Regions from separate parts of the Homo sapiens genome. Here region 2 is linked to region 1. Evidence: read pairs that join two places in POLR2A ChIA-PET (ENCODE). Cell type or tissue: MCF 10A. All regions are shown on one strand.

Region 1 (5,000 bases):
GCTCCGCCTCCCAGATTCAAGCAATTCTCCTGCCTCAGCCGCCCGAGTAGCTGGGATTACAGGCAAGTGCCACCGTGCCAGCTAATTTTTTTTTTTTTTTTTTTGTATTTTCAGTAGAGACGGGGTTTCACCTTGTTAACCAGGATGGTCACAATCTCCTGACCTCGTGATCCACCTGCCTTGGCCTCTCAAAATGCTGGGATTACAGATGTGAGCCACCGCGCCCAGCCCATGGTCTCATCTTCTACCGATTCCTCGCCCTGTACCACCACTAGGTTCCCTATGCTCCAGCCACAGACCTTTTTTTCTGTTCCTTACAAACTACAAGATCATCACTGCTTCTGGGCTTTTGTGCACTTAGATCCCTGAAATCACCTCATATCATGCAGGTCTCAGCTCACTTGTCGCCACTTCAGAGAAACCTACTTTCATCCTCCAAACTGAAGAAGGTAATCTGTACCAATCATTGACTTTCATATCACCTCTTTTTATTGTCTACACAGCAGACATGCCTAGTTGAAATTGTCTTATTTATCTTTGTTGTTTATTATCTGTCTCCCCCATCAAGAATGACATTTCCATGAGGGCAGGAACTTGCCTATCTTATTCACAACTGTGTCCTTGATACCTAAGATAATAATTGACATGTGGCAGACACTCATAAGTATTTAGTAATGATGAATGAATGCTACAATTTTCTGATGGTCTAACACAGACCTTTCTTTTGAGTGCCAGATCGTTATATCCATTTATAACTATATGTTCCTTGGGCACTTCAAACTCAGCACTGGCATCTCTGAATTTTTCTCCTTTCTCTCTAAAACTATCCTTTTGTCCAGTGTTTTCTAGCACTATAAATAGGAGGTCTACCCAGAAAAACTGGTAGTTTTTCTTGACTCCTCCCTACTTTCTCATCACATCAAAATTATTAACAAATGTTATTGAGTCTACTCTAAAAATATTTATCAGAATCATCTATACGTTGCCATCCCCATTGCCACCATCATCATGGCTCTGCAATCGTTTCCTAGCTGGTCTCTCTGTCAATCGTCTCTGCCACATATTAGCTTTGTGACCTTGGACATATTTTTAAACTTCATAGTGCCTCAGTTTCCTCACTCACCTCTCCAGTTAGGCAAACATCTTACAGTTACAGCATGAGGATAAAGAGTATCCTCCAAAATAATAATAGTGTTCTCCAAAGTGTCCCCCCGCCCAAACCTCGGCGTGTGAACTTATTTGGAAATAGGAGCTTTTCGGAAGTAATAAGGTAATACTGGATTAGGGTGAGCCATACAATAACTGATGTCCTTATAAGGAGAGAACAATTTGGACACAGAAACATGGGCAGAGGGAAGGCAATGGGAGACACAGGGGAGAATGTCATGTGGAAAGGCAGAGGCTGGGGTGATGGATCTGCAAGCCAAGCAACACCAGGGATTGTGAGTAACCACTACAAGCTAGGAGAAGGCAGGGAAGGATACTTCCCAAGATCCCCTTCAGACAAAGCCTATGACCTTACTGGTATCCTGATCTCAGACGTCTGGGCTCCAGAAAAATGAGAGAATGAATTTCTTTTAAGCCACCTAGTTTGTGGTAATTTGTTGCCACATCCCTAAGAAACTAGTATAGTTGTTGTAAAGAATACTAGGACAACTTACATAAAGAATGTACAGTTTTGGCTATAGTAAGCATAAAATAAAATTTAGTTATTATTTTAATTTCAGCATCATTATGAATCTAGATCAAAACTGTTAAAACGCAAATATGACTGGGTCACTATCCTGCTTAAAATTGCCGGAGGATTTTTATTGTTCATAGAATAGAGACCAAAACTTTAAAACAGTTCAAAATTCCCTGTAGCAAAATCTGGTCACACACCCACATCTCTACATGGTACTTCTTTTTCCTTCAGTTTTTTTTTCCTTCCCTAAGCAAACAGAACTTCTTTTGAATTTTTATTCTCTCTCACCTCCAGGCATTCTAACATGTGGTTCCCTCTGCTAAAACACTTTCTTTTCTGTTTCTTTCCTTCGGTCTCGGTGTAAATTCCTTCTTTAAGGGAGTTCCTTCCTGGTTAAGGAAGATCCCTCTGTCTTACGTGCCATAGGACGCTTCAGTTCTATCCTTGGCTACTTCCATCACACTTCTGAATGTTCATGTGTATTGTCACTTACACTGTAAGACCTAAAAGGACTGGTTACAAGAGTCTTGTTATTTGGGTTTAGTCCAGTCCCTGGCATATGCTCAGCACTACCTCAATAAATATTATATATATTACATAAATAAATGAATAAGATTATTTCAATACAATGTAATCAATACAGTAATAAACATACAGTTGTTAGTTTAAAGGAGGGGACAGATGGATAGACTGGCAGATTACCTGGGACAAACTGAAAGTCAGAATTTTATGAGAAGGAAGGAAAGCTGCCAAAGTGTGTTTATTTTAGCCTCTTCCTGTATTTCACGAATGAATAACTGGAAGCCCAGTGAGGTAAAGCATTTAAACAAAGCTGAACACCTATCAGTGGCAAAACTAGAACCAGAATTCCTTTTCCTCATCAAAGAGTCTTTCTAGAGAGCATTATGCTGCTTATGATAAAGAGAGACGGAGCTAGGCCTGTAAAAAATAAATATGAGATTAACACAACTGAAAGAAGAGGCTCTGGAAAAACACGAGGCTTGTTTACAGAGGAAAAATAATAGTGATGAGATGAGAGCATTTTCAAATAATTCCAGGATTGCCAAATAGGGTGATTCAAACCTGATAGGAAGTAACTCAAATTCCATAAGTGCAGTGAGAGAATGTGTAACTAAGGGAGGAGAAGTCAAATTCCTGAGGTGCAGTGGGTGTGTGATATGAAGAGGAGAAGAGAAAGTCCCTAAACTGAGAAATATCACAAAATGAACAAAGAGGTTGTGAAAGACCTTTTATCTGGTAGTATCCATCCGAGCCAAAATCCTGCCTGCCTGCCCCTAGAAGCTCTTGCCAGCTATCTCCCTGGTTACTATCAAAGCTGGTAAGACAACAAGAACCAGGAACTTAAACTGTAGCTTAATACAGAGTTCACTAGCAGCACTGTGTGTGTGTTAGGTGGAGAGGGGTGTCTTTAGTCAAATTACTTTACCCTTTAAATCTACAAATTTCAGTGTTAACATTGGTATTAGCTTAACTCTTCCTCTGTCTCTGAATTTTGTCTATTTTCCCCATACTCTTCTAAGTAAAAGTCTGATCTTATTCATTTATTTACACTTCTGGGTAAATAGAATTATTTCCTCTGAATCGATCTGTGTGAAAATACAGCTACCTGACCCTTCTCTGCCAATATTCAATGTGTCCCTAAATCCCAACCAAATTCCTAGCATGAGCAAGAAGACCCCCTTTTACAGCTTGGCCTAATTTTTGCAACTCTTTCTCCAGACATTTATCCTCCTTTATTCTATAACCTAATCACATGATTATCTGGAATCCTTAGTTTTTTTTTTTATTTCCACAGCTTTCCTTATGCTACTTTTTTATGGAAGACAAGGAAAATTTAGTGATTTAATTCTTAATGTTTTGCCAAAATAAAAGTGTCGACTAAAAGTATACATACATATATAATTTTAACATTTAATATATTTTCACATTTATACAAATGCATTTACAGAATACATAGTATGTAATACAGTATGTACTATGTATAATTATGAATTATATATAATATACATTATTCACTACTCTATAATACTTATATGAAAATTAAGAACAGTTTATATACACATTAAATCTATCAAATATTAATGACTGTTTAAATAATATTTAATAGCAATTTATCTGTAGTACTTTTAATACCAGTAGTGAATATGATTAAGATAATTAAAGCTTCTTGGAGGTGCATGCATAAAAATCCACATATGGCTTTTCTGGGAATTTTAAGAAGTTATTCAGAGATGTTTAGGTAATATAAGCAATTTCTCTGAAGGTGTTATTTAGTTACAGAAATTTGGAAGCTCTGTGTTTTATAATGATGGCTATTCTTCATACGTGCTTTCAAAGCGTTTTTCAAAATTATTTTTTATATTTTTTATATTTCATTTCATTAAAAAATGTATTGTGCACATTTAAGTTATACAACATGATGTTATGATACATGTATATAGTAAAATGATTGCTGCAGTGAAACAAAATAGCAAATCCATCATCTTACATATTTATTCATTATTCGCCCTATCACATGTGAAGATACAATCTACCCATGTAGCAAAAATCTTGACTACAGTACATTATTATTTACTGTAGTCTCTATTTGTACATTAGATCTTTCAACTTGTTCATCCTACGTTGCTACTTTGTATCCTCTGGCCTGTATCTTCCCATTTTCTCCCCCAGACCTGAACTCTGATAACCACTGTTTTATTTTCTATCTCTTTTTATTGATTTGACTCCCCTGCCATTTTTTTAAGATTCCATATATAAGTGAAGTCATGTGATATTTTTCTTTCTGTGTCTGACTTACTTCACGTAGCATAATGCCCTTCAGATTCATATATGTCGTGGCAAATGGCAGAATCTCTTTGTACTTAAGGCTGAATAATATTTCTTTGTATATATACACTATAGATTTTTTATCCATTCATCCACTGATGTACACCTAGGTTGTTTCTGTATCTTAGGTATTGTATGAACAATGCTGCAATGAATATGAGAGTGCAGATATCTTTACGAGGTGGTGATTTTATCTCCTTTGAGTATATACCCAAAAGAGATATTGCTGGATCATATAGTAGCTATATTTTTAATTTCTTTAGGAACTTCTATACTTTTTTTATGGCTGTACCAATCTACATTCCCAAAAGTGTACAAGGCTTCCCTTTCTTCCACACCCTGATCAACATTTTTTATCTCTTGTCTTTTTGATACCAGCTATCCTAACAGGCGTGAGGTGGTATCTTATAGTTGCTTATGATCTATTTTCCTGATTATTAGTAATGTTGAGCTCTTTTTCATACACTTG
Region 2 (5,000 bases), 310 kb after region 1:
AAGTGATCTGCCTGCCTCAGCTTCCCAAAGTGCTGTGTTTACAGGTGTGCACCACCATACCAGACCTTTAGTGCCTTCTTGAAGGTCACACACGCCAACATATGGAAATTAACTGGTACTATGTGTACTAGCTTTGTAGTAGCTGATACATCATAATCATAAATTAAATATTTGTTGAATGGATTGCATGCTAATCAGCTCATTTTTTGCATAGAGTTCATAACAGAAATGTATCCAATGTATCTGCTATTCCAATAACTTTCCACAGGCAATGATGCAGTTTGTCTTAAGTCAGGGATACTTTGTGTGAAACCAAGAAATCAGAAGATGTAAATGACTTAAGGCAATATTATCACCATTCCTGGAAAAACACTACTGTCTATGTTTGTGATAGCAAACATAAAAGCATTACCTTCCTTAGGTGATGAATATGAACATTTTTAGTCGTATATCTGGTGCCCTTAGATGACCAGTCAGATCAGATTCCATGTCTTTATGAAAAGATGGTGTTCTCGTGTCTTGACTCTGATGGAACAAGCTGCTTTTCCAAAGTTATTCTGCAGGTGGTGGATTCAGTAACCATTAGTTGGCATTCTCCCTTACAAGCCTCAGGTAATCCTGTGTGCACACCAGGTTTATGGACCGAATGAGTACCACAATGGTTTATAGACCCAATAAAAACTGTTTAAATATCTGGTGGTGCTTTACAAATATCTTCATCCCAGGTTTTTCAAATCTCCCCTGGAATCTATGCAGCCAAATGTGCAGTTGTTCTGTAACTGATGGTCGCCTGGATATCATTTGATAAAAGTGTAAGACGGGTTTTTTGTGTGTGTGTGATGCCAATTACTGAGGACTTGAAGATACGCATCTTGAATTATTACATATAAAAAGATTAAAAGGCTAAATATCTATTTAAGAAATATCTAATGCAACTATAGTCACTGCTCTCACTTCTCCATATTCCTGTGAGTTTTTGTTCTGTTCCTTATTCTTAGAGTGTAAAGTGAATCATTTTAGGAATGAATATCATAGAAAGTAAATACAGGGAACAGAAAGCTTAATGCATTCATTATTCATTCCTTTCCATCAATACTCTGAACACCTACAGAGTGTTCTAGGCTCACTGGGGAAACAAGAATCAATAAATCTCATTTTCTCCCCTTACTGACCTCATGATCAGTAGAAAATCAACCCGAATAATCTCATACTGATTCCTCCTTCCTGTGAGTCCTCATGCGTTCTGGAAACCTTTGGAGGGATTTATCATAGTCCATATTACTTAAGAGTTTGTGGGCATTTCTTTTATGCTCCTTGGTAGATGTTGAATGCCTGGAAGGCAAAGACTTTGTTTTCCCTATCTTTATATCCCTGGTTCCCTGTGTAGTGGTTACTCCATGCTATGGGCTTAACACATGTTTTTAAATAAAAGGTTCAACGGTTTTGCAATTAACAATATATAAGACTCTTAGCTAGTAATTTTGTATCTTTGGGGCCTGTTTTCTCATCTGTGAAGATAACACATGCTATATTTCATGAAGTTATCATATCAGAATTAGATGCATTAAATTTTGCAAACTGAGAAGCAAAGCATTATACCAAGGTACAGACTTATTAAAATTGAATATGTGCTTTCATTTAAACATGAGTTGCCATTTAACTATGGCTGGTAGTTGCGTTTGGGGGATTCTGTTACTATTAGTGGAGGACTCAACAATCATATGCTCCATAAAATTGTCCTTCCTTACAGTGCTCAATTCTTTTTTATTTTTTTTTTTGAGATGGAGTTTCGCTTTTGTTGTCCAGGCTAGAGTGCAATGGTGTGATCTCGGCTCACCGCAACCTCTGCCTCCTGGGTTCAAGCAATTCTCCTGCCTCAACCTCCCAAGTAGCTGGGATTACAGGCATATGCCACCTCGCCCGGCTAATTTTGTATTTTTAGTAGAGACAGGGTTTCTCCATGTTGGTCAGGCTGGTCTTGAACTCGCGACCTCAGGTGATCCGCCCGCCTTGGCTTCCCAAAGTGCTGGGATTACAAGCGTGAACCACCGCACCTGGCCACAGTCCTCAATTCTTAAACATAGAGTTAAAGAGTAGGATTTCATGAAGCATACTAACTGCAGTTTATTCTTTAAAACTTTTAACCTCTGCCTTGTCCATAAATGTGAATTATTGTGGCATATGGTTTCATTCAGTGTATGATAAATATTGTATGTCCTTTAGGAAGGAAACTATAAGGTATATTTCTGGCTTGTCTTGGGGATGAAATAAATGGCCTCTGCAGTCATTTCCACCTCTGGCTTCAGTGATTAATGCATCCTAGGGGACCAACTTTCTTTTAGCTATAATGCCAGCTTCTATCCTTATTTCATCCCTGGAGCTTTAGGCAGAAAGGGAACTAAAAAGTCATCAGCTTTTATTTTATGTGACTTTTTTCTACTCCTGTTTGGGTTTCACTTTTTTTTTTTTTTTTTTTTTTTTCATTCTGCAGTTAGTTCTTCTTGTTGAATATCTAGGTTTTTATCTAGGAGGACACCTGGGGTGATTGAGATAATGCAGGGGTGTATCTGGTGTTTGGAGGAAGACTGTATGCTCAGGAGGCTGAGAGGCCACAGCACTTCTAGTGCCAAAAGTTCTGTTTATCTCATCATGTTACTCACTCATAGTCTCCAGGAAGCTTGCAGCCAATCAGGTTTCCTTGTTTGTGACAGTTTTTTTTTTTTTTTTTTTTTTAAACCTAGTCTTGCTCTGTGCCCCAGGCTGGAGTGCAGTGGCGCAATCTCGGCTCGCGACAGGTCTTGACTTGCAGTGTGTTAGGCACAGTAGATAAGCATTTTGTGAAACAGTATGAATGGAAATCAAAAGCAATTTGATCTAATTTTCTCTTAGATTTAGTTATATCTCAATACCAACTTCTAATTCAGTTTTATTTTTGCTGATTTTCTAAAAAGATAGTTTTCATCACCAGTGTGAATTAGCTTGTCATTAGATCTTGGAGATCTTTGAGATCAGTGGAGAAGTTTCAACTTAGGCAGGAGAGTGGCTTTGTACAAAAATAAATGTTGGTGATGGCTTATCGATATTGTTATTTGAGCCCATGTGTGATGCTTTCATTGCAATAGAAATATTCTGTTGTCTCATTTTAAAGAAACTATTATTTTGCTTAACAAATATTGAGTGTCTGCAATATGTGACATAAAGGAGGCGCAAGAAATGTTTTAGACACAATAGCCATAGTTAAATTGCTTATAAATTGACTTTATTAAAATGTCTTACCATATAATCATTAACATTCATATCTCAAATAAGTGTCAGTAATTTAAAATGACCTTTAAAGTCATGCTGATCAGTAATTGTAAAAAGAAAACAGAGAGTCATGCTAATAAGGTGAATAGATGTGACAGATTGACGTGTTGACATCAAGGGACAAGAATTGATTCAGGTAACTAAGTCAAACTATTTGCTAAAATCTGAGCCACGGTATCTTATTTTCTTCTGCAGACTCTATCCAGAGCAATGATTCTTCCCTAGGGTCCATATTTTTCCTGAAGCTTAGGGATCTATGAAGCACATAAAATTGTGTAGATGTGATCATCTTTCTGGGGAGAAATCTAGAGCTTATACTAGATTCTAAAAGTAATGATCCAGTAATGTTAAGAATCATTAATATAGATTTTTACTTATAATTTGCTTCTCCTTTTAGGGAAGGCAGTGTCAGAATTCTAGAATTAAGTTGAAAAGGTATAAATTATACACCTTAATGCTCTCCTTTCCAGCTATATGATCTCAAGTTATCCAACCACAATGTTTTTTTAATATATGAAATGGGCAGATAATCCCTTCACTCCTAAGTGTCAAATGAGATGAGCTATATGATTGGCCAGAATAAACTATAAAATATTTGCAGACATAAACATTATTACTATTGTTTGGGCTTCTGCATGTGCCAATCCATGATACTATTTTGTTGTTGTTGTTAATTGAAAATTTTATTCTATTACCAAGTAAATATATATATATATTTTTATCTTTCCAACGTTGCCAACATAGTTTCTCAAAGAATGATGATTCAGTTTTTCCATGCCTTTGGAGGCCTTTGTTGTTAAATGAATCAGTGTAAGTATCTCATGTACCATGGCTGCTGCCTGGTTTACATCACAGTGGAGGAGAAGGGATCATCGCTCAAGGGCAGAGCAGAGGGTGTCCCTGGTCTTTGTCAGATTCTACAGAGGGAACTTGGGGGAACTAATTCTGTTTCCTTATAATTGAAGTCAAAGGTAGACTCAGTGAGTGAGACTGAGGGAGAAAAAGAAAAGTGGAAATGAATGTGATTTGACATTAGATTATGAGTTTTAATTTCTGTCTTGCCATCATGCAATCTTAAGCAAGTCATAATTCCTTTAAGACTCAATGTTAATTTTTTTTAAAATGGAGATTTTAAATAATAATCTCACAAGATTACGTTAAGAATGAAATTATCATGTCGACTATAAAGTGATATACCAGTTTAGATGTTATTAATTATTAAGGCATAGTCATTTGCACAAAATTCTAAGGTGCAAAATAATTTGATCACTCCCTTGGACTTCCTTTTGATGGGCTTTCAATACTGTTGTATTTATTCAAACATGTATGAAGTCTATATGTATGATTTACCATTCCTTTGGAGACACAAGAAATATGTGGAATGCATCATTAGGTAAGAGCAAAATTCTCAAATCAGAAATTTGAGACTAACTGAAAAATGAGAAAGTTTGGGAGAAAAGGCAGAGTGATGTGGTTATACAAAAAAGGGAGACAAACTGTGACTTCATTTTAGAGAACAACAGAAGTGGGAAGGAGATGGTGGTGGCAACTGAGACTTTCAGAAGAAAAAATTTCATTCTGAATATGGCAAAATGGGAAACCAAATGGTGCAGAAGTAGAGACAATTCTTGCAATTGAATAAAATAACTGGTCAGAAATATTCATCCAACTAACAAATGGTTTCCAGGGACCCT

The links. ChIA-PET counts read pairs that join two places held together with the same protein. Peaks named below come from ENCODE experiments on the same cell type or tissue, not always from the same donor. Only the 100,000 strongest peaks of a DNase experiment are listed, where the experiment ranks them.
Region 2: POLR2A ChIA-PET joins it to region 1 with 6 read pairs; 1 of 35 experiments calls an interaction of 5 or more read pairs at or near these places.

Annotation. Positions count from the first base shown.
Region 1 is chr3:190,343,192-190,348,191 of GRCh38, reverse strand. It overlaps a transcript of CLDN16 not described here. Among named protein-coding and RNA genes, the nearest start is that of CLDN1, 23 kb to the right of the region's middle. In MCF 10A, no CTCF peak of the experiment used is centred here; a DNase peak (open chromatin) is centred at 2,851.
Region 2 is chr3:190,035,968-190,040,967 of GRCh38, reverse strand. The region is part of intron 1 of P3H2 (prolyl 3-hydroxylase 2); the gene reads left to right. Among named protein-coding and RNA genes, the nearest start is that of P3H2, 82 kb to the left of the region's middle. In MCF 10A, no CTCF peak of the experiment used is centred here; a DNase peak (open chromatin) is centred at 2,707.